Regions from separate parts of the Mus musculus genome. Here region 1 is linked to region 2. Evidence: chromatin loops called from intact Hi-C (ENCODE). Cell type or tissue: heart. All regions are shown on one strand. Each heading gives the region's core, and the rest is flanking DNA. Links, peaks and the distances in the headings are about the cores only. Region 1 holds the start of Rrp7a (ribosomal RNA processing 7 homolog A (S. cerevisiae)). Region 2 holds the start of Cyb5r3 (cytochrome b5 reductase 3).

What was found. Peaks named below come from ENCODE experiments on the same cell type or tissue, not always from the same donor. Only the 100,000 strongest peaks of a DNase experiment are listed, where the experiment ranks them.
Region 1: it touches region 2 in a loop (2.8-fold over the local background); 3 of 42 quality-filtered maps call a loop at or near these places.

What each region holds. Positions count from the first base shown.
Region 1 is chr15:83,116,210-83,127,230 of GRCm38, reverse strand. Rrp7a (ribosomal RNA processing 7 homolog A (S. cerevisiae)) reads left to right here and starts at 4,430. Exons shown (of 7, transcript NM_029101.4): 1 at 4,430-4,569; 2 at 5,257-5,399; 3 at 7,214-7,339; 4 at 7,929-8,046; 5 at 9,057-9,154; 6 at 9,484-9,682; 7 at 10,260-11,021. The coding sequence starts at 4,497. The coding sequence ends at 10,345. It overlaps Serhl (serine hydrolase-like), which reads right to left. Exons shown (of 12, transcript NM_023475.3): 12 at 10,560-10,974. The coding sequence ends at 10,852. It overlaps Poldip3 (polymerase (DNA-directed), delta interacting protein 3), which reads left to right. Exons shown (of 9, transcript NM_178627.4): 9 at 1-1,263. In heart, for the core only: CTCF peaks have their summits at 4,744 and 8,661 (motif pointing left); DNase peaks (open chromatin) are centred at 4,430, 5,190 and 8,695; H3K4me3 peaks cover 1,520 bases; H3K27ac peaks cover 1,142 bases.
Region 2 is chr15:83,165,899-83,176,919 of GRCm38, reverse strand. Cyb5r3 (cytochrome b5 reductase 3) reads left to right here and starts at 4,737. Exons shown (of 9, transcript NM_029787.3): 1 at 4,737-4,808; 2 at 10,714-10,845. The coding sequence starts at 4,788. In heart, for the core only: a CTCF peak has its summit at 4,523; DNase peaks (open chromatin) are centred at 4,639, 6,699 and 7,269; H3K4me3 peaks cover 3,410 bases; H3K27ac peaks cover 3,035 bases.

The DNA.
Region 1 (11,021 bases), core at 1,357-9,356, 50 kb after region 2:
TCCCTCTAGCCCTGACTGCAAGTATGCAGTGCTGGATGACGGGCAGTGTGCAAGGCATCCCAGCATTCATGGTCCCTTGTTAGTGTTGTGCCAAAGGCCTTGGGTCAGTTCTCTCAGCTTCCATATGGAAGTGAGGAAGGGACCTGTGCCTATTAGCCCTCTTGATTCTCACCTGATAGGGCAACATCAAAGCTTGGTGTGGGTGTGGGTGCCAGCTCCAAGTTGGCTGAGCCTTTTTCCAGGTTCTACCCGGGCGCCTCTGTGTGTTCTACAGCACAGAGGACTTCGGGGAGATTGATTGGATCAGAGCCATTGGCTGGCTCTGGCTCTGCTTTTCTGCCTTCAGTTATCTACAGAACAGCAGGTTTGCCTGAAGTGCAGCCTTCACCAGGGCATTGTCTCTGCTGGTGTCAGTGACCCACATTGATGAGTGGTCTGAGCAGCTGGTGGGTTACTTTACCCAGTGTGTTCCTGCATTGTTTAGTGTGGAACTGTGGGCAGGTGCCGAGTGTCAGATAGCATCGGTCCAGAGCTCGTCAGAGGCCCCTGACAGTGGAAACAGAAGATGCTAAGCTGTCATAGGTGGAGCAGGATCCTAAGGACGCACAATATCAGTTGTGCGTGCTGTAAAGGGACAAACCGAGGAAGTAGAGGAAGCTGCGGCACTGTGACCCATTCAAGGCTAGCACAGTTAAGAGAACTTCAGCTAATTCTTATTTTCCTGAGTTAGATCCCAGCCCATGCCCAGCTGGAAGGGTCTCTTTTGGGTCAAAATCAGTCCTTCAGCTCTAAGGTTGCCCAGCAAAGGAATCTAGGAATGACAACTGCAGTGTCCACTCCTAAACACCTCCTTCTCTTACACCCTTCGAAATGGGTACAAACTTAATTCTTCTCAGAAACTGGAAGACATTCCTCTGTGTTTGCCCCTTCCTGACCCAAGAGACACCCTATACATGAGGGCCCAGCTCTTTACCTCTGGGGACAGCTGGCATGCCTTTGGCTTTGTGTAGAGTAGGGTGGTGAGACCCTTCCTGGCTCCCCTGCTTTGTGAGTTAGGCGTGCTGGGGCACCCTCCTGGCCAGGTGGTACTTTGGGGACTTGGGTGTTTGCATCATAATGTCATCTTGGGAAACAGAAAAGAAGGTGGGCCAACCCTCATGTCCCCCACTCCCTTGCATTATTTCTTTGTGTCTTGTTCAGGAGAAAAGAGGGCCTTGTTACTTTCCACTTCTCAATAAATGTTTGTTATTCCTAACTTTGAGCTATAATGTCTTTTTTCATGGATTTTATTATATTTATTGGATGTCTGTACATTTCATGACCCATGTGTGGTGGTCAGGGGCCAACCTGAGGGAGTCTATTCTCTCCTTCTGCCACATGGGTTCTGTGATTGAAACTCAGTTTTATCAGGCTTAAGGGTAAACACCTTTACCTATTGAGCTAGCTTGTTGGCTCTGGGCTGTTCCCACACACACATTTCTGTGTGTGTGTGTGTGCATGTGCATACATGCGCAAGTGCACAAGTGTATGGGCATACTTGATGCTTGAAGAGAACTAGATGGTGCCTGGAGAACTGGAGTTACAGTTGTAAGCTGCCTTGTAGGTACTGGGAACAAACCCTGGTCCTTTGGAAGAACAGCCAGTGGTCTTACCCCTGAATCATCTCTCCAGCCTCAAAGTAAATTCTTTTTTTTTTTTAAATATTTTTTTTAAGATTTATTATATGTAAATACACTGTGGCTGTCTTCAGACACACCAGAAGAGGGCGTCACATCTTGTTATGGGTGGTTGTGAGCCACCATATGGTTTGCTGGGATTTGAACTCATGACCTTCAGAAGAGCAGTCGGTCGGTGCTTTTACCCGTTGAGCCATCTCACCAGCCCGTAAATTCTTAAGATCAGAGATTATATATACTTCCAAAGTACACTCAAGAGTGCACATTCCCAGCCGGGCGTGGTGGCGCACGCCTTTAATCCCAGCACTCGGGAGGCAGAGGCAGGCGGATTTCTGAGTTTGAGGCCAGCCTGGTCTACAAAGTGAGTTCCAGGACAGCCAGGGCTACACAGAGAAACCCTGTCTCGAAAAATGAAAAAAAAAAAAAAAAAAAAAGAGTGTACATTCCCATGGACCAAAACCCTGCAGTACAAACACTAAACCCAGTGGCTCCATGTGCAGTGAAGGAGACTTCGGATTCCAAGAGTTTAGATAGCCCTGCCCCTCCAGATTTGCTTTCTGCAACAACTCCCTAGCTGGTTCCACTTCTCACATGCAGCTTTCTATTAGATATCCATGCCTCTGACGTCTCTATCATCTTGGAGTCTCTAATGCAGCCCAGGCTTCACCATAAAGGTTACGCTGTGGAATGAGCCTTGCCTCCTTCCAGCTTTGTCACATACACCAGTACCACGAGAATGCCAGGTCTGGCCAGCTTGACGGGGTTCTGGTCCCTCCCAGCACAGTAGCAGCAGCTTCTGTGTGGAAGGTAAACTTCTAGGCAGTTGTCTGGGAGCAGGAAATCCCTTTCTTTGCTAGCTGGGAGTGCTCTTGCGGGTGCAGAGTTGAAGGTGTCTCTTTCCACCTCACAATGACAGCCTCTGAGCACATGGCTGGGCTGCAGCGGAAGGTTTCTCAGGCTGTCCCTTTCCAAGTACTATTCTATCCCTGTCAGCAAGTAGCTACTTTCCTGATGCCACAGATCACCTGTACACTGTAAAGTATTCCTGGGAGTTTAAGTTCTCCAGAGTGAGACAACAGCTCCCTTGTTCCTGCAAACCAGGCCTCACACCTACTTATATGTCAACTTGACACTAGCAAGTCACCTGAAAGGAGGGAACCGCAACTGAAAAAATGTCTCTGAGTTCCAGCTGTAGGGAGCCAGCATCTTCTTAATAAGTGATTAGTTGGGGGAAGGCCCTGCTCATTGTGGGTGGGGCCCTCCCTGGGCTGGTGGTCCTGGGGTCTCTAAGAAATCCAATGGAGCAAACTACGAGAAGCAAGTCAGTACGTTTCATCAGCCCCTGCCTCAGGGTTCCTGACCTGCTGGAGTTACTGCTCTCGCTGCTTCTAATGAACTGTTTCATGAAACTGGAAATAAAGCCTTCCTCCCCACATTACTTCTTAGTCGTGTGTCATCACAGCAACGGTAACCCTAATGAACACACAAGTATCCTCCTGCTTCAGCCAGGATTAAAGCCATGCCCAGATGGATAAAGTTTATTTGGGCTCACTTCAGTTTGTAAAAATTTAAAAAATCTGCCAAGCATGGGTGATGTGTGGCAGTGTCCACCTTTAATCCCAGCACTGGAGGAGACAGAGGCAGACAGATCTCATGTGAAACTGAACCCAGCCTAGTCTACATAGCTAGCCTCAGGTCAGCCCAGGCTACATGGTGAAATCCTGTCTCAGCACACACACAGTATTTTCTTGAGGGAGAGAGCTCATGCCATGAGGCATAAGCCATGGAGTGGGTGTGGAGGTCAAAGGATAACTTGCTGAAAACAATTCTCATCTTCCATGGATGTAATTCAAGATGTCAGGCTTGCCAGCAAGTACTCTTTGTTTACAGTTTCAACCCCAGGCCTCTCAGCCCCTTGCTCTCTCAACTAAAGAGACTGACTGTTCATGGCATCTCACTGCACAAAATCCCAGTTGCACCACGATTTATACGGAATGCTATTTATTTTTTAAAAATTTATAGTCGGGGGCTGGTGAGATGGCTCAGCGGGTAAGAGCACTGACTGCTCTTCCAGAGGTCCTGAGTTCAAATCCCAGCAACCACATGGTGGCTCACAACCATCCGTAATGAGATCTGTCACCCTCTTCTGGTATGTCTGAAGACAGCTACAGTGTACTTATGTAAAATAATAAATAAATCTTTAAAAAAAAAATCTCAAATAAGCCAGGCAGTGGTGGCACACGCCTTTAATCCCAGCACTCGGGAGGCAGAGGCAGGCAGATTTCTGAGTTCGAGGCCAGCCTGGTCTACAGAGAAAGTTCCAGGACAGCCATGGCTATACAAAGAAACCCTGTCTCAAAGAAAAAAAAAAATTATAGTCGGGCAGTGGTGGCACACGCCTTTAATCCCAGCACTTGGGAGGTAGAGGCAGGCGGATTTCTGAGTTCGAGGCCAGCCTGGTCTAGAGTGAGGACAGTCAGAACTACACAGAGAAACCCTGTCTCGAAAAACAAACAAAAATTATGTGTTGAGTGTGCCTGTGCACCACGTGTCCTGGAACTGGGTTCCAGATAATTTTTGAGTGATCGGAAACGAACCCCTATCCTCTGGAAGAGCAGCCAGTGCTCTTTCCATTTATTGCTCCAGCCTCCCTCTACTTCCCAATAGGACAGGGAAGGCTAAATCTTAGGGCCGGGCAAGATCCCGGGAGGCGGGCCTAGGGCTGAGAGGGCGGGGCCCCGCGTGACGCCGTCGTCGTGGAAACGCAGCGGCGCCGGAACACGGAACTCCCAGCCGTCTCTGCGCTCCCAGTTGGCCAAGATGGTGTCTCGCAGGAAGAAACGGAAGGCTGGCGGCCACGAGGAGAGCATACCGAGCCCACCGGGGTATTCAGGTGAGCAGCTGAGGGCCAGGGACCCACCATTTTGCGGGAAGGTGGCTTGCAGGTGGCAGAGGCCCTGGCAACTCGTCAGGTATCGGGGTGCAGGACCCCGCCGCCCCGACTCTGGGTGCTGATTCCGCGGCTGTTCCTCCGAAAGGCCTTGGGCTCGGGCGCGGTTCCTCCAGGCGGCGCCAGGCGTCCTAGGCCCAGCGTTGCAGCTTCGTCGTCCTCAGAAGCTAGTTATCCGCTGTTCTGCTCGTGTCTCGTTCTTTAACAAGCGCTTCCGCAGCTGTCGCCCTCCCAGCCCCGAGATTCGCATCCCACTGGTGTAGACTTAACTGGGAAGGTGGGGCTAAGTCGGCAGGAGGGGTGGGGGGGGGGGAGTTAGCCCTAAACGAAGAATGGGTGGAGGGAAGAGAGTTGGTGTGCCAAGCAGAGCAGCCCATGCTATGGGGGGGGGGGGGGGGGGCTGATGATGTCAGACAGCGGATGCTCCGAGAACGCAACACTGTGCCCGCCCCCTCAGCCTCCTGCGGTGATTATCCGAATACATTTCCCTCCAGCTTCCCGTGGATGGGTGGATGAACAGGCGGGCCGATGGAGCTAGAAAGAGACATAGTGAATTGGAACTTGGGTGGCATAGACACAGACCTCCTTTCAGGGTACCCCAAACTCTCCTGCGCTCGTTTCCCCTGTTAGCTGTTCCAGTCAAGTTCTCGGCAAAGCAGCAGGCTCCTCATTACCTCTACATGAGACAGCACCGAGTTCGCCAAGGCACCCAGTCCACATGGCCTCCCGATCGAACCCTTTTTATCCTTAATGTGCCCCCGTACTGCACACAGGTAAGAGTCTGGTAGACCAGTGGGTTGTGAATGGGGGCTTGCCACGGGCCCTACAGAATCCTGGTGGTCAGATGGAAATTCCTACAAAACCCTCAGTGGAGGATGTTGAAAGACTGGGAGTTTCAGAATAAAAATATGTTTTGTTTTTTTTTTTTTCTCCCTGCCGCCGTCTAGGCAGGGTCCCCCTCTCCCTGGGCTGTTCAGAACTTCCTGAGGCTCAGGCTGGCCTCGAACTTGCTGTACTTCCCCACCCTCCCCGTCTCAACTCATTACAGTTATGAGTGGTCACACCTGGTTTGGAAATTATCCTTCCAACCATTATTTTATTTGTTTGTCTGTTAGTTTTTCATTTTTAAAAGACAAGTCTAACAGTAATCACTGCAGTTCTTTCTAGACATACTTATTAATTTTTTACAGAAAGCATGACATTTGTAGTTCTGTTTCAGACGGGGTCTCTTGCAGCATGAGCTGGCTTCCTACTCACTGTGTAGGTGAGGCTGGCCTTGCACTCATGATCCTCTGCCTTTACCTCTGGAATTCTGGGATTGCATGCCTGTGCCACCACACGGCTTTAATCCCAGCACTCAGAAGCAGAGGCAAGTTTGGATCTCTGAGTTTGAGGCCAGCCTGGTGGTCTACAGAGCGAGTTCCAGGACAGTGAGGGCTAACCAGAGAAACCAGAAAAAGCTCAAAAAAATTTTTTTTAAAGGTTTATTTACTTGTTGTATTGGAGATAGAGCCCAGGGCATTTCCAAAAGAGGCCAGCTCTCTACATCTCAGACTTACATATTATGTAAATGACAGGAGACATGATTTGCTAAGTTTGAGATGATTCGCCCCACTCCACCCCCTTTTTTTCTTTATTTCTTGGTCTCCTAATGTAGTAGCCCTGGCTATCCTGGAAGTCATTGTGTAGTCAAGGCTGGCTTCGAACTCCTAGATATCTACCCCACATACATGGACACAACACATCCCATGAGTTCTGGGATTTCAGCTATGAATCACGGTGCCTGATGGGATTTTTTATTATTATTATTATTATTATTATTATTATTATTATTATGGTGTAGTTCAGTGGCAGAGTGCTGGCCTAATATTATGAAGCCCTGGGTTCAGTCCCCAGGACCACATAAATCAGATTTTGAGGACAGGAAGATCAGAAGTTCAAGACTGGGGCTGGAGAGATGGCTCTGCAGTTAAGGGCACTGGCTATTCTCCCAGAGATCCTAAGTTCAATTCTCAGCAACCACATGGTGGCTCACAACCATGTGTAATAGGATCTGATGCCCTTTTCTGGCATGTAGGTGTACATGCAGATAGAGCACTACTATACATAAAATACGTAAATCTTTTTTTAAAAATTGATGGTATGTCACTTGTTGCCAAAAAAGAAGATGAAGAAAAGTAGTGGTGGTGTTGGTGGTGGTGGTGGTCCAGGGCCCATTTTGGGTACAGACTGAATTCAGTGCCAGCCTGGGCAGCAGGTTGGAGGGAAGGGCTGAGCCGTCTACTTGGTACCTATCAAGGGCTGAGCACGTCTGTGTAATGAGCAGACCTGAGAAACCCCCTCCTACTCTTAGTGATACTGCAGTGATTAACGGCTGTGTGGGTGGTGAGGCCAAATTACTTGTCACATGAGAGTTCTTACCTTGGGGACACCTGCCTCCATGCTGTCGTGGGACCTGGTCACTGTTAGGGCACCTGGGCGCCCTGGGCATCGTAGGTTTGGACTCTGAGTCCTTTGGTTGTTACGGGTGCCGGGATGCTCTAAGGAGCTTATGTGTTCATACCTTGCCTCCCTCTGACCCTGGTAGGAGAGCCTGTCTCGGTGCCTCTCCTGTTGCGGCACCATCAAGACAGTGGAGCTGCAGGAGAAGCCCGACCTTGCCGAGAGCCCCACGGAGCCAAAGTCACAGTTTTTCCATCCCAAGCCGGTGCCGGTAGGCTGCCCAGTAACACCAGGTTCCACTGGAGTCAGGGGAAGGGGCTGGGGCCTGGGTGGGCTCAGCAGTAGGCTTTCAGAGAGACCATTCCCTATAGCAGTCTCTGTAATGTGTGATTTAGGAGGTTGTAAGAGTGATGGCTTCTGATTCTCTCAGACGTGCCACATTCTTTGTCTTCCTCTTTCCCTCTCTGCCCTGCTGTCTCCCAGAGCCCACTTCCCACTTCAGCGGGGTCCTCCTTGGGACAAGTGTCCTGGCTCTAGGAGCCTTCTTCCTGTTCCCCTCTCTCCCCAGGTGCTCCACCTGTACGTGACATACAAGGGAGTCTGACCCTGAGTTTGTGCCTTGTCTGTTTATGACCTGCCCTAGCTTGGGGTGAGCCTGCTTTCCACTGAGTCCTCAAGAGTGCCGCCTCTGGGGAAGAGCTAGGACAGGTGTCCCAGGAACAGTTGACTAGCTAGGAGCATGGCTGTCCCTCCCTCTCACTCTGGGATGATAGGTGACCGCCTACATCCCCTGGTCCCAGGCAGGTGTGGGGACCTTGTGTCACAAGTGGGAAGGCTCTATACAGTCTCTCTCCCTCCAGGGCTTTCAGGTAGCTTATGTGGTGTTCCAGAAGCCAAGTGGAGTGTCGGCCGCCTTGAACCTGAAGGGCCCATTGCTGGTTTCTACAGAGAGCCACCTTGTGAAGAGCGGAATTCACAGTCAGTACTGCTGGCTCTGTCCAGTGCTTCTTCCCCAGGCCTTGGGTTGGTCCAGACACTTTCTGGGGGCAGCATCTATGAATGCCACAAGCTGTGCCCCCCTCTTCCTAAAGGCCTGGGCTGGCAGGGGCTATTTCTGAGACACATCAGAATAGCCTGAGCCATCAGCACCAGGCAAGGAGGCATTAGCCCAGCGTGCTGCTGCCACTAGGATCTGCCTAGCACATGAACCTGGGCCCTAAATCCCAGGACATTAGGGGTCTCTGCAAGGGGATCCCAGCTTGCTGGCCGTATCTGAGTGGAGCTTGAATGCCCCCTCTTAGCAGTCACTTCCTAGAAAATGTTCTACCATCGCTGTAGCTTGGGTTTTGAATGAGTGTGTGCTGAGCGTCTGGCCGGCAGAGAAGGACGGGGCAGGCAGACATCATCAGGTCGATGCTCACGGCGCCCAGCAGAGGTGAGAGCAGGCCAAGATAACAGCATCAAGTGAGGGCTGAGGCTGCTAGACAGAACGCTGGGGAGGTTAATAAGACAGCCTGTAGGAGCGACTGGCTGATCCCTCCATCCATGAGCTGCACCTGACTTTCATACCACGGCATAAAAAGCAGTGCCATCTGCTGGAAGCTGTTAGTCTGCTTGCTGTTTTCCCCGCTCCCTGGCACAGAGCCAGGGAGCCAGGCTGGTTTGGCACAGGAGGGTTTTGAGGAGACAGGGGTGGGGCTCTCACTTTTTTTTTTTTTTTTTTTTATTTTAAAGAGTTTATTTTGTGTGAGTGTTTGGCCTTCCATGCTTGTATGAGCACCATGTGTCTGGTGTCCAGGGAAGTCAGAAAGGGAGCTCCCCTGAACGGAAGCTGTAGGTGATTGTGAGCCACCATGCTGAAGCCTGGAACTAAAACCTAGGTCCTTTGCAACTGCAACAAGGGCCATGTCAGCTGAGCAACAGGCTTAAACAGCACACGATGCTCTCCCAGCATAGCCTTCATTATGCCCTGTCCCCCTCTCCCTCAGAGTGGATCAGCGACTATGAAGACTCCGTGCTGGACCCTGAGGCCCTGAGAATGGAAGTAGACGCATTCATGGAGGCCTATGACAAGAAGATAGCTGAGGTGGGGCTTCAGCAGGACTCCCGGGTGTCCCTTGTGCTCTGTATCGTAGTGTGTTGCCTGTGAGGGAACAGTGGTGCCGCCACCATGAGGAGCGCAGGCTCCCAGTTTTGCTTGCTGAAACCTGAGCTACCTGGCTGGGTGGTGTGGACTCTATAATGGTCTATAGGTGAAGAAAGCATCCTTGATATGACTGCTTTCCAGCTCTAGCTGTGGGGGCCGTTCTGGCCAGCAGACACTGTGTGCCCAAAGGAGGCGGCAGTGGGCCTCTAGCCAGTCAGGGACATCCTCCTGCTGCAGAGCCCTGCCCATCAACAGCGTCTTCCATGCAGGAGGAGGCTAAGGCCAAGGAAGAGGAGGGAGTACCTGACGAGGAGGGCTGGGTGAAGGTCACCCGCCGGGGCCGCAGGCCTGTGCTCCCTCGGACGGAAGCGGCCAGCCTGCGTGTTCTCGAGAAGGAGAAACGGAAGCGTGCCCGCAAGGAGCTGCTCAACTTCTATGCCTGGCAGCACCGAGAGACCAAGATGGAGCGTAAGACGCACTTGAGGGCACCCCCACATCCGGGGGCAGGGAGCAGGGTGTCCCCAGCCACATCCTCCATGAATTCAGGGTCAGAGTCCCTGTCCTCGTGCTCCCCAGAGTGCTGAGGGACCCGAGGCTGCTTGCACACCGGTGCCACAAGGGAGGACAGTCTCCGTGCTGCCGACAGCATCCTGCTCTCAGGACATTCTCCCTGTTGGTCTGATGCTCTAAGCGTGGGCTGCACTCAGCAGCTGCCTGCAGACCCAGCCTTGGTCCGCTGTCCTCCCTCCTTAGAGCTCTAGATGCCACCTCTTGAGTCACTTGGTTAGTCCACCGAATTCTAGAGCCCCCTACTCAAAGGCCACGGCTAGGGAAAGGTGCCCCTGGGCCTGCTTCTCTTGGCGTCTCATCGCCCACCTCAGCCTAGCCCTCTGGGGTGGCTGTAATGTCCAGTTCTGTTTCCGTGCAAGATCCTGACTTTGACCCGGGGTGCAGCAGGACTAGGGGACGTCGAGGGGGGCCCTTTAGTGGGACAGCTGGCATCTCCTACATACGTGTGACCCACTGTGTGTTCCCTCACCCCCAGACCTGGCACAGCTGCGAAAGAAGTTTGAGGAGGACAAGCAGAGGATCGAACTGATGCGGGCCCAGCGTAAATTCCGACCCTACTGAGCTGTTCTGACAAGCAGATACCAGGCCAGGAAGTAGCTGTTCCCACACTTCCATCTCTGCACCGACGCAAGGCTGCCTTGGAGGAGGATTTGGCCTTCACAGAGCTGCCTCTGCCCTCTCCTGCCTAGAAAGACACTCCCAGGATACCTGGCTCACCATCTGGCAAGCGTGCCCTCCATGCAGCCCCTCCTGACAACAGCCACTTGGAACTCAGTGAAGATGGGAGATTTTATTTCCACCACTGGTGGCAAGGCCACAGAAGCCTCAGAGCCCAGAGGGTCGGCTCCAGCCCTGCTTCCTTAGCATCACCAAAGCTCACCAAACACCCCAGGCCCTTTGTCAGAGTCACAGATAAGGCCAGAATCTTCTTTTCCCTGCCCCTACCTCTGCTGAAGGAGTCTCTGCTGCCTCTCTTGGTCTGCAAGACTCCCGCCCACTCCACCTGTTTTGTGGGACGAGAGTGCTCGAGATCCAGTGGAAGCTAGAAAGTGCACAGGATCCCAGAGCTACAGCCTGGCAGAAGTCATCCTCTGTAGGCCCTGTAGGAAGGGACCGACGACTCCGGCCACCACCTGGGGCTTGTTCATGTGGATGTAGTGATTGCCTGGGACTTCCACAAACTGGAACCGCTAGAGAAAGGGGGTGGGTGGTGAGATAGCGCCCACTCAGGAGACTC
Region 2 (11,021 bases), core at 1,102-9,101:
GCCAGAGGCCCCAGGAAAGTGGTGTTTCACTGTGGATTCCGTTCCTCACCTTGGCTAGTCAGGTGACTCAGCAGGGAAAGCCACTCCCCTGCAAGTCTGATGCCCTGAGTTTGCTCCCTGGGTCCCACAAGATGGAAGCAGCTGACAGGTTCTCATGGCTTGTCTTCTGACCTCCACATGTCCGGTGACTCGTGGGCACCCACCCCCATGTAAACAAACAAACAAACAAACAAACAAACACAAAATATCAATTCTTTGTTCTCTCTGGACCATGACTCATTCCTATATCAAAAACTGAAGGACCTTCAGCCTTTTCTGTGGATCAAGGGTCTGGGTCGGGCTGAGGTTTCTCTGCCAATGCCTGAAGGAAAGGGAGTGATAAGGAAATTCTGGTCTTAGGTCATAGCAGGGCCTTGAGGGATTAGGTCATATGTCTTTTTCCTTCTACTTATGCGGTTCCTAAACCACTTCAGTGACCATCATTCCAGGCCAGGATCACTGAGGACTGTGAAACCCAGCATGGAGTCAATGGGGATTGGGATACTCATGGGATTCAAAGCAAGGGACTGCCTTTCCCTGGGAAGATCTGCCCAAGATCTGCCCAGTGCCGGGTGCCATGAGGGATGGAGCAAGCTGACATCGAATACCTACTGATTTTATCTGTCACCAGATGAAAGGAGACCTGCCTGTTAAGTGCCTGGAAGAAGAGTGGGCAGGAACACCTGGCTCTGGATGCAGAAGCAAGTTTGCCATCCGTGCACTCAGGAGGCTGAGCCTGGGGTAGTGCTGAGGTGAGCATTCAGAGCCAGCTTGGGCTATAAGTGAGTTCCAGGCCAGCTGGGAGTTATCCAGTGAGACCCTAAAAAGGGTGGGGAAGGAAGGAAAAGGGGAGGGTAGGGGAAGGAGAGAAGAGAAGAGAAGAGAAGAGAAGAGAAGAGAAGAGAAGAGAAGAGAAGAGAAGAGAAAAAAAGAAAAGGGTGGGGGCTGGAGATGGCTCAGTGGTTAAGAGTACTGACTGCTCTTCCTAGGGTCCTGAGTTCAAATTCCAGCACCCACATGGTGGCTCACAACCATCTGTAATGAGATCTGACTCCCTCTTCTGGAGTGTCAGAAGACAGCTACAGTTACTACATATAATAAATAAATAAATCTTAAAAAAAAAAAGAAAGAAAAAACAAAAAGGGCTGGAGAGATGGCTTAGTGGTTAAGAGCACTGACTGCTCTTCCGAAGGTCCTGAGTTCAATTCCCAGCACCCACACGGTAGCTCACAACCATCTGTAATGGGATCTGATGCCCTCTTCTGGTGTGTCTGAAGATAGTTACAGTGTACTTAAGTACATAAAATAAATATATAATTCTTTTTTAAAAAGGAATTAAAATTTGTAACAATCAAAACACACCAAAGAACAAGAATGCTGGTAGTCATCAGGGGATGAAAGTCTGGGAGAGAGAGGAGAGCGATGTGTGTAGAAAGAAAAACAACAGCTTTACTGCTAACTGCTCCCAATGTCACCCACTCCCTTTTCTTGATGCCCTGGTAAGGCCTAGTGTCAGCCCTTGGAGGAGCCTGGGAAGAAATCTATCTCCTTCACTCCAAAGAAAATGGACCATAGGCTCCCTCAGCTTGCTTTGTCTGCCATCCTCGAAGCCACATCCCTATCTGAGCTAAAGTCTGGATCAGCCAGGGTGGGGAGGAGGCCAGGATTGTCAGGGGTTGGGGGGAGAGAGTGACAGGAAGAGAGACAGTGTCCCCCTGGGAAGCAAGGACTTGTGGGTAGCACTCAACCACTCTATAGATCAGAGATCTGGGAAGAGAGTTTGTGGAGAGTTGAGACCCAGTTCAGTAATCAAACAGAACAAGGCAGGCATAGTGAGAGAAGCTTGTGAGCCAGAACTCAGGAGGCAGAGGCAGGAGGATCACTGGGAGGTGGAAGCTAGCTTGGCCTACATAGTGAGAGAGACACAGTCTTCAAACAGACACCAAAATCAGACAACTTTGGATACACATTTTGCTGGAGTTCAGTTCTCACCAGGGCTGGAGGCAGCTAAGCACCGGGTGCTCTGGCTCCAAGGGCTGGAGAGTGGGAACAGCAGAGTCTCAGGTGGCTTGCGTTTTTTTAGATTTATTTTATTTATGGCTGTGTAAGAGCATATTTGTACAAGGTATTCATGGAGGGCAGGCAAGGGTGTTGGTTCCCCTAGACCAGCGGTTCTCACACTTCCTAATGATGCAATCTTTAATACAGTTCTACATGTAATGGTGTCTCCCAACCGTAAAGTTGTTTTGTGTAATTCTGCTACTGTTATGAATCATAATGTAAATAACCTGTGTTTTCCGATGGTCTTTTTGTCCTAGGGCTGGAGCTGACATGGTTGGAAGTGCTGGGATCTAAACTCTAGTCCTCTGAGAGTAGCAAGTGCTCTTAACCTCTGAGTCATCTCTCCAACCTGTGACTCTTCCTCTGGACAGTTCAGTAGTCATAGCAACTCTCCTGACCCCATGACTCTTCCCTAAGATGACAAGATCTGTCTGGATTTTGGAATGAGCTTCAACTGTTTTCCACTTTGATATCAGTTCTGCTTTTCCAGGTCGTGAGTCAGCATGGCCTGGAGGTCATATATGACCAGTCAGGGGGCCATGCTAGTGTGACGCCTGCTGTGACAGCCAGTCTTCTTTCTGTGGAAGTGTCCGTCAAAATCTCAAGAGTGAAGTCTCCTCTCTGGCTTTACGTTTGACATCTTGCCGGTCGCTTGAAGTATGAGTGCAGACAGGATCTGAAGTAGCAGGGAGGTGCCTCAGTGAGGCCTTTGACCCCTGACCGATGCTATCTTTAGGAAGAGAAGCAACTGTGAGGAGGTTCAGCCAGAGAGAAAGGAGATGGCCAGTCAGTAAGGACCCTAAGGAAGGCAACAGGGAAGGCTGGGAAGATGGCTCTGATGGTAACAGGAGCTGTGCTCTCTGCGCAAGCGTGAAGACCACAGTTCAGACCTCTGGTACACATTGCATAGGTTCCTTACTTCTAGACACAAGAGGAGCCCCCATATCCACCCTCACCCCTTTTGAAACAAAGGTCTTACTCTGTAGAACAGACTGGCTTGTGTCTGTGATCCTCCTGTCTCAGCCTCCCAAGTGCTGAGATTAAAAGCAGAATAATACTTAACTGATATTAGATCCAGCCTCATATCCCAGGGTAGTAGGTGCCCTTCCACAGCCTAGCTCCTGATTTTTTTTTTTTTTCACTTGTTTGTTTCTTTGAGACGGAGACTCATGTAGCATAGGCTGACCTCAAGTCAATCTGTAGCCAGGGTCAGATAACCTTGAACCCTTGCCTCCACTATCCAAATTCTGGAATCACAGATGTGCTGACCATTGCTCCTTATTTATTTATTTGAGACAGGGTCTCTGTGGTGGTTTGAATAAGAAATGGCCCTCATAGGCACGTGTATTTGAACGTTTAGTCCCCAATTTGTGATGGTTTGTGGGGAGGTACGGAGGTGTGTGGTCTTGCTGGATGAAGAAATGTGCCTGGGGTGGCTTTGAGAGCCTATAGCCTGGCCCCACTTCCAGCTCTCTCTCAGGTTCCCACTTAAGGTACAGTGTTATCTCTCAGCATCCTTCTCCCCGAGCCAGGTTTTCCTGCTGCTTGTGGCCGGCCATGCCTTCCAGCTATAATGGGCTCTTATCCTCCTGGAACTGTGAGACACAATAAACTCCATCTTCCCTAAAGTTGCCTTCGGTCATGGTGTTTTACCACAGCAACAGAAAAGTAACTAGCAGTCTCACCGTGTAGCCTGGAACACTCACAGATCCACCTGCCTCTTCCGGTATTGAACGCTTGGGTCATCAAGTGTTCCGGTATTGAAGAGTTTGGTTAATAGTTCTCAATTTTTAGGCAGCAAGTCTCTTCCTCACTCTGCCGCTCTCAGAGCAGTCTTCCATTCCCTATCTGGCCAGGACCAGGTTGAAGAAAACTCCGGAATGCCAGGGACATACGAGTGTTTATAGAGTATGTGATAGGCTCTGTTCTGAGGTCCGGGTACACAGAGAACTGACTGCAGACTCCTGGCTTGGGGAAGCCCCACCATCTAGTGGAATGGGTACGTGGGCGCAGAGCATCGTGAATAAACAGGCAGGATAACTGAAGCGCTACAAAGACCGTTCTGCACTAGTGGCGTCCCTTGGAGGGAGCACAGGGCCAGAGCTGGCCTAGCTAAAGAGGTGACACCTGAACTTTAATCCGGAACTGGCCTCAGTACGTTTGGAGATTTGTTCAGGAAGGAACGACTGGTTCGCAGGCTTGAAAATGGGGCAGGGCAGGGCTGTAGCCTGAACTCTGTAGCCAGCGGTGTTGGCAACACGCCCCGTGAGCGGGTAGAGCCCTGGCCAGCACAATCAGCTCCGGCAGGCTCCCAGGACCGAAGGCTCAGGATTTGAGAGCCCATCACGGGGGCGACATCTTGTTCTCTTCACCAGGACAAAACAGGCCCAGAAGCCACAAGCTACCTCCCGAAGCCACACAGAGGCGCCACAGTAGCCAGTCTCTCGCCGAGCCTCTTCCGTGCAGCGCCGTCAGCCACTCAGCGCGCACTCCCGTCTTCACAAGCGGAAGTGGGCGGGGACACTGGGAGTCTCCGCCCCCTATCCGCCCACCTCCGCGCTCCTGACTGGCTCCGCAGGGCGTCCCCGCCTCCGAGGTGTTGAGACCGAGGCGGGTTGTTGGGGGAGCGGCCGGCTGAGTAGCGGGTGTAGAACCGTGCGTGAGGCCACCGTCTCTTCTTCGCCACCATGGGGGCCCAGCTGAGCACGGTAGGCGGCATGGGTCTGGGGTCCCCAGGCTTGCACCGTGGGGATACCGTACGATCCGGGGCGCCCAGCACCGGTTCACGAGCCCCGCGCCCCACCCGGCCCCTTGCAGACCGTGACTCACGCCCTGGCTAGTGGCCGCGCCACTCTGGCCCGGCCTCAGGCCAAGGGGGAGCCCCGAGCGCGGGGTGGACATTGAGGACCCTGTTGGGTGTGCGCGAATGAGAATAGGGAATGAGTGACGTGCGCGCCCGCCTGAGTGGGCGTGACTTGTGAGTGTGAGAAAGTTGAAGTGCCTGCGCCCGTGGGGGATGTGAAAGGTGCGAGGGTTTTTGTAAATGGGAACGTGAAGTGTGAACCGTAGGTGCACTGGTGTGTGCGTGGAGGAACCGACAGCGGCGTGTGTGAGAAATGAGAGTGTGGGTGTGAAGACATGCAGGCCTGAATAGTGGACACGAGTGAGCTGGCAGGAAGAGTACTTTGGGGTGCGTGTGTGTATGGGAGAAATGTGTAGGGTGTCCCTACAGGGGTTGGGTGCATCTTCTTGCCATAAACAAGGCAGTAGTTGGCCAGGATCTTTCCAGCTGTCACCTAGAAAAGCCCTGGCCATTCTTGTTACTCACAGAGCTGCACTGTCACTAAAGAAGTGTCACTTAGACTTGGCCATCAGCCCAGGGCACTGAGGATGCTGGGACCGTCTAACGTCTATAAATCTGCTCTCTCACTGTTACTGGATCGACCAAGGCCCCTTCCACAATCCTAGAGCTCACTCTCCTCATTTCCTTTTTTTTCTTTTTTTTTTTCTTTTTTGAGACAGGGTTTCTCAATGTAGCCCTGGAATGCACTGTAGACCAGGCTGCCCTCAAACTCACAGAGATCCACTTGCCTCTGCCTCTCCAGTGCCAGATTAAAGGTGTGGGCCACCACCGTCCAGCTCCTCCCTGATTTCTTAAGAGCATCCATGTGAACTGTGACCAGTCTCAGTTACACAAACATACCCTTGAGGTGTCCAGCTCTTTGGGTATGACAAGAATAGGCCAGCGCCTGTCTTGGAGGGTGCCCTCTCTCCTCTCTGCAAGATTCAGGGCTCCTAGTGAAGACAGCCTTCTTGCCATGGCATTTGCTCTTGCGAGAGTGACCAGTCCAGTATGGACCATCTAAGGAGCATTCTGGCCCAAGGCAAAAAAAAACAAAACAAACCCCAGAGTGACAACACCCCATAATGACATTCTGACCAGTTTTCCCAGAGACTGCCCATGATCCCTTATCTTCCCCCTGATTCCCAGGTTCTCCTTACCTTTTGGACCATGTTGGTGGTACCCCAGCACCTGGCTTTTCCATCAATTCATGTTAAGTCAACAGTAGTTCCTTCCAGGCAGTAGAGCTCTGTTTAATTATCAGAAGGCCCCACCATGGCCTCATCTGTCCAAGGGTTGCTTGGTATTGTCTTTGACTTAAGGGGCTGACACCTCAGTGCCCACGGTATACATTAGGCCTGGAGGCCTGTGTGGCTGCTGGGTATTGGGTGTACCAGATGTCTTATCTGGGCTATGCAGGCCCTGTGGGAGGCCTCCTGCATATATTGGGGGCCCCAACCCAGAGGATGGCACTGGAGTCTGCTGTCTACCAGGAGAACATTGCAGGCTTGGCCCGCCGCTCTGGACTGCCTCTCTGCCTGTTTGTGAGTTCCAGAAAGCCCTTGACAGACCCGTTCCCTTTGTGGAGTACATATAAGGCCTTTCCAATAGCTTCTGGTATCTCTGGGCCTGGTTGGTGGCTTAGATTCCACAGAGGGTGGCTCAGTTATCCACCTGTTTCTCCTCCTGAGTTCCCTTCCCCCATTGTCTGGAGTCCAGCCCAGAGCTCCCCGTTTCAGGACTTCCTCCATATCCTCCCACTTCCTCCCACTTAGGACAAGATTGGGAGGGCTGTGGTCACTTGATCCTGGCAGGACAGCAGGAGAGTGGGTGGTGGGCAGGTAAGCGAGCCTATGACTGGCGCTTGTCTAAGCCCCAGGTCAGGGAGCTGGTACCTGGAGGGAGGCGATGACTGAGCTCTCTACCAACCTTCCCTATCCAGCCTGGGCAGAGTGGATTCCAGGGTTTTAGAGGGGAAAGGACAGAGTGAGAAGTCCAGGCAGGGTTTCCCATGGGTAAGGAACAGGCTATGCATCCCTTAGCTGCAGTGAGTGAGCTCAGGGCTCCCTCCTGGGACCCTGGGACCCAGTTTCTCTACCTCTTTTTGCTGTCAGAGCAAGGATAAGAAGGGGGCAGGTTCCTTGGTACAGTGGGATGTGGCCTGCAGGGTCAGAATATGGGGAGCAGCTGCTCTCAAGGACTTAAAACTGGTTGGGGTAAGGGTGCGTGTGTGTGTGTGTGTGTGTGTGTGTGTGTGTATTTACACAGCTGAGGAGGAGCTGGGGCAGGGATGCAGGGACTTGGCCTCGGCCATCTGCCTCCTGTTTACTTGACCCTGTTGCTGGGACTAGGGAGGTGCTATGGAAGGATGGGGGGGCACCCGGTTTACCCCATGCCAGTGAGGACAGAATACATCTAGTCCCCTGGTGAGTAAGTCTAGTTGGGCCTCTAACTTTTGGAGACCCAAGCTTTGCCCTGCTGATCCTGGCCTTGGTGCAGCTCCCCTGAGACTGGGTCTGTCCCCCCTCTAGTTTGAGCTCCTTGGATGTAGGGTTTAGGCCTGGGCTACACACACACACACCTACTTTGGACACAGGAGCTCCTGCTAAGGTTGTTGACTGACTGAATGACAGCTAGGATGGCTTGTCACAGCTGTCATTCCTTTCTAGATAGGAATTTTTATTTAGAAAAGGTTCACCTCTCCCCTCACGGTGTCCAGACATGTCCCTGGGCTCAGGCTTGTCCCCAAAGCCTCTGTTTTCTTACCTGCATTGGGAGTGACAACAGCACCTCCCAGATGCAGCCTGAGGGTTGAGGTTAGGCCACGAGCCAGTTCTTGGCTCATTAAGCCTGTCCTTTGCCAGGGACAGGTGGCATGACACCCTCTGCAGCCTGTGCTGTGCCTCAGGAAAATAGGATGGGCTGAACCCTTCCCTCAGTGGGGAGCAGTCTTGACTTTTGTCCTGTTTTTGGAAACTTGCACACATCGTAAGAAGTCAGAGGGTCGTGAGGGGTCAGAAGAGAGAGATGTTGTTGTCCTTGTGGCAAGTCCACAAATATTTACAGAGTACCTTCTGCACCAAGTGCTGGCATAGTGGTGACTGGGCAACCCTAAGCTACCCAGAGATGCCGGGCAGTGGGCAGTGGTGGCGCACGCTTTTGATCCCAGTCCTTGGGAGGCAGAGGCAGGCGGATTTCTGAGTTCAAGGCCAGCCTGGTCTACAGAGTGAGTTCCAGGACAGCCAGGGCTACACAGAGAAACCCTGTCTTGACACCCCCCCCAAAGTTACCCAGAGACAGGAGAGGGGGCCCTACTCTGAGTCTAGGGCTGGTATGGGGACCCTAGTTGATGTTCAAGCTGCAGGCTCAGGGGACTCCAGCTAGTGAGCCTGACAGTGTACTCAAACAGTCCTGCTGGGAGCCATAAACCAGGGTTCACCGAGCATGGGCCCAGTTGGTTGGAGTCATTGATGCCCATTCCTAGGTCTCCCAACAGTGGTGGTTTCTGGATGTGGTTTTGCTCCTTGCCATGGAATTTTCTGTAGCAGAAAAATCGCCAGAATGACCCTCAGGCCCAGAAAGCTTACAGAGAGGCCCAGGCTGTGAAAAGTCGCCAAGGACCTGGTTAGCTAGGCATGGCTCTGCAGGGAAGAGTTAACATTTGGGTTGGGTTCTGAAGGATTCATAGACATCTGCTGGCTAGATGCGTCTCGAGGCAGGGCATGGGGGGCAGAAAGAAAAGCATGCAAAGGCCAAAGCAGGGTAAGTTGTTGTGGAGGGAGCAGGGAGAGGAGTCTGTGTTGGAGCCACACATCGGGTGCGTTGAAGGCTGGTGGGTGGGTTCCTTGTGCGTGTTGGAGGTGGTGGAACAGCTCATTGGTTTGGGATGCTGGACTCGGGAATATGCCTTCCAAGGGGGAATAGTATCTGGCTACAGACTCTGATGGGGACACAGTGGGACTTGTCCCCAGAAGTGGCTCAGAAACAGCAAGATGGGACTGAGGAGTCCTGAATTCAAATCGCAGTCACATTCGTGTTTGGTTTTGTCACCTTGGCCAGCCACTTGTTTACCCTGAGATGGCACGTGAGAATCTGGTGGCATGAATGTGGTCCTGGGACTGTGGTATGACTTGGGGCAGGGCAATTACCTCAAGCCTGTTTCCCCTCTGTGGCTTGGGGTAAACGATACACTCTCAGTCAAAAGCTGAAATGGGGTGGTCCCAGGGACGCAAGGCCCTGTCCTTGGAGTGGTACCAGCTCAGGGATTATGACTGGTGTTTGCCCTGTGCATGGCCTTTGGAAGCCCCATCACTTCTGGCTCCAGAGCCCTAGGGAACCCTTTCTGAGTTCTGGGCCGGGCCTCCAACTTGGGTGTCCTTGAGCTTATACTCCCTGGCGTCAGCTTGGTCTGTCCGTGAGCCTCAGAACAGTGCTAACAAGGTGCTGGGTACAGTGGTGTGCATTGAATGGGCATGGTCCCGATGGAAGTATTATGGACCCAGGAACTGACTCTTTTTAAACTCACAGGTAACATACCAGGGGCCTATGTGGTGAGGCCTTGGCTGGGAGAGAGGCAGTTTGTTCTGGGCCCAACAAAGGGCCCTTGGCTGCTGGGGCTGCTTGAACCTGCAGGGCCGGTTTGGGGGTGAGGAGTGTGTGTGGATGATTGATGGTCCCCTCCACTTCTCCGGTTGCACACCCCTCTGGGGACCGTAGGGGGGAGGCTCCCAGCTTAGCCTACTGCTCCCTGGGAAGAGTTCCTCATGATGAGCCTCACATTCCTTTTTGCAGATGGGACAAGAGGCTCAGACAGAGTACCCTCGGAAGCTACTGGAAAGTTGGGAGTCCTGGCAGGGCTTTGAGAGAGGGGGACAGTGGGGCCGAGCAGTCGGCTCAGTGAGTGAGAGCACATCTTCACTCTTGTCTCCTGACAGAAGTAACCAGAAAGGAAAGATGGTTTCTTGTGATGTCAGTCTGTCATGGCAGAGGAAGGAGGAGCCTGTTGCTGAGGCTGTTCATATCCCTGCTAACCAGGGAGCAGAGAAGGGCAGGAGCCAGATCCAGTGACTCACTTCTTTCAGCTCAGTGCAGCTTCCCAAAGCAGTTGCCCAGGGCTACTCAGCCAGTGAGGAGCAGTGCCCAGCCAGTGCTGAAGGCCGCCCGGCACCCAGAGAGAGACTCAGGCTCATTATGGGAAGTGACTCAACTTATCCAACCTCACTGGCTTGTTGCCATGGCTCTGGGTAGAAACAGGGAGGAAAAAGTATGGAAGCCCTAAGAACTGGTGCATACATGCTGGGGCCCTGTGCCCAGGGCAGTGGCCCAGAGGAAGCCGGTGCATTAGACTCTTGGAGCTCTGTGGTCAGTGAAGGGCTCTTAGGTAGATTCTGAGCAGGGCTGAGAACTAGAACTTGGGCCTGGGATTTGACTCCATAGAGTCCTTGCTTGGCGTGTATGGCACACATGCCTGGCGTGTATGGCACACATGCCTGTAATGTCCACACTTAGGAGCAGGAGGATCAGAAGTTTAAGGTTTTTCAAAACTTTCCTCATGGTGCTAGGCACACAGGACTGAATGGCGTGACAAGTGTCGTGAATCTGGTTTTGGTAGTTTCTCCTGGTGGGCTGCTCAGTGGAGTTCTCTGGTCAAGGCTGGAGGGGAAAGGTCACAGGAGGAAAGGCCCAGGGATGCTGGTGAAGTGGTACTCATAAGGAAGGGGCAGGACCACCCCGAGCTGACCTTGGGCTCCGCTCTGGCTCTGTCGTTGCAGTTGAGCCACGTGGTGCTCTCGCCCGTCTGGTTCATCTACAGTCTCTTCATGAAGCTGTTTCAGCGCTCCACACCGGCCATCACCCTCGAGAACCCCGACATCAAGTACCCTCTGAGGCTCATCGACAAGGAGGTGAGTGCCCTGCTCCACCCCTAACTTCCCCATGGCTCCCAGATACCTCTGTTGCCACTCCATGTCCCTCCTCCCCCCATGTTGCAACCTACCCATGTTCAGATGGAGAGAGCAAGGCCATAGAGAAGTGACAGGGATTCATTCAGACCCTGCTCTCTGTGGTGGGAACTCTCCCT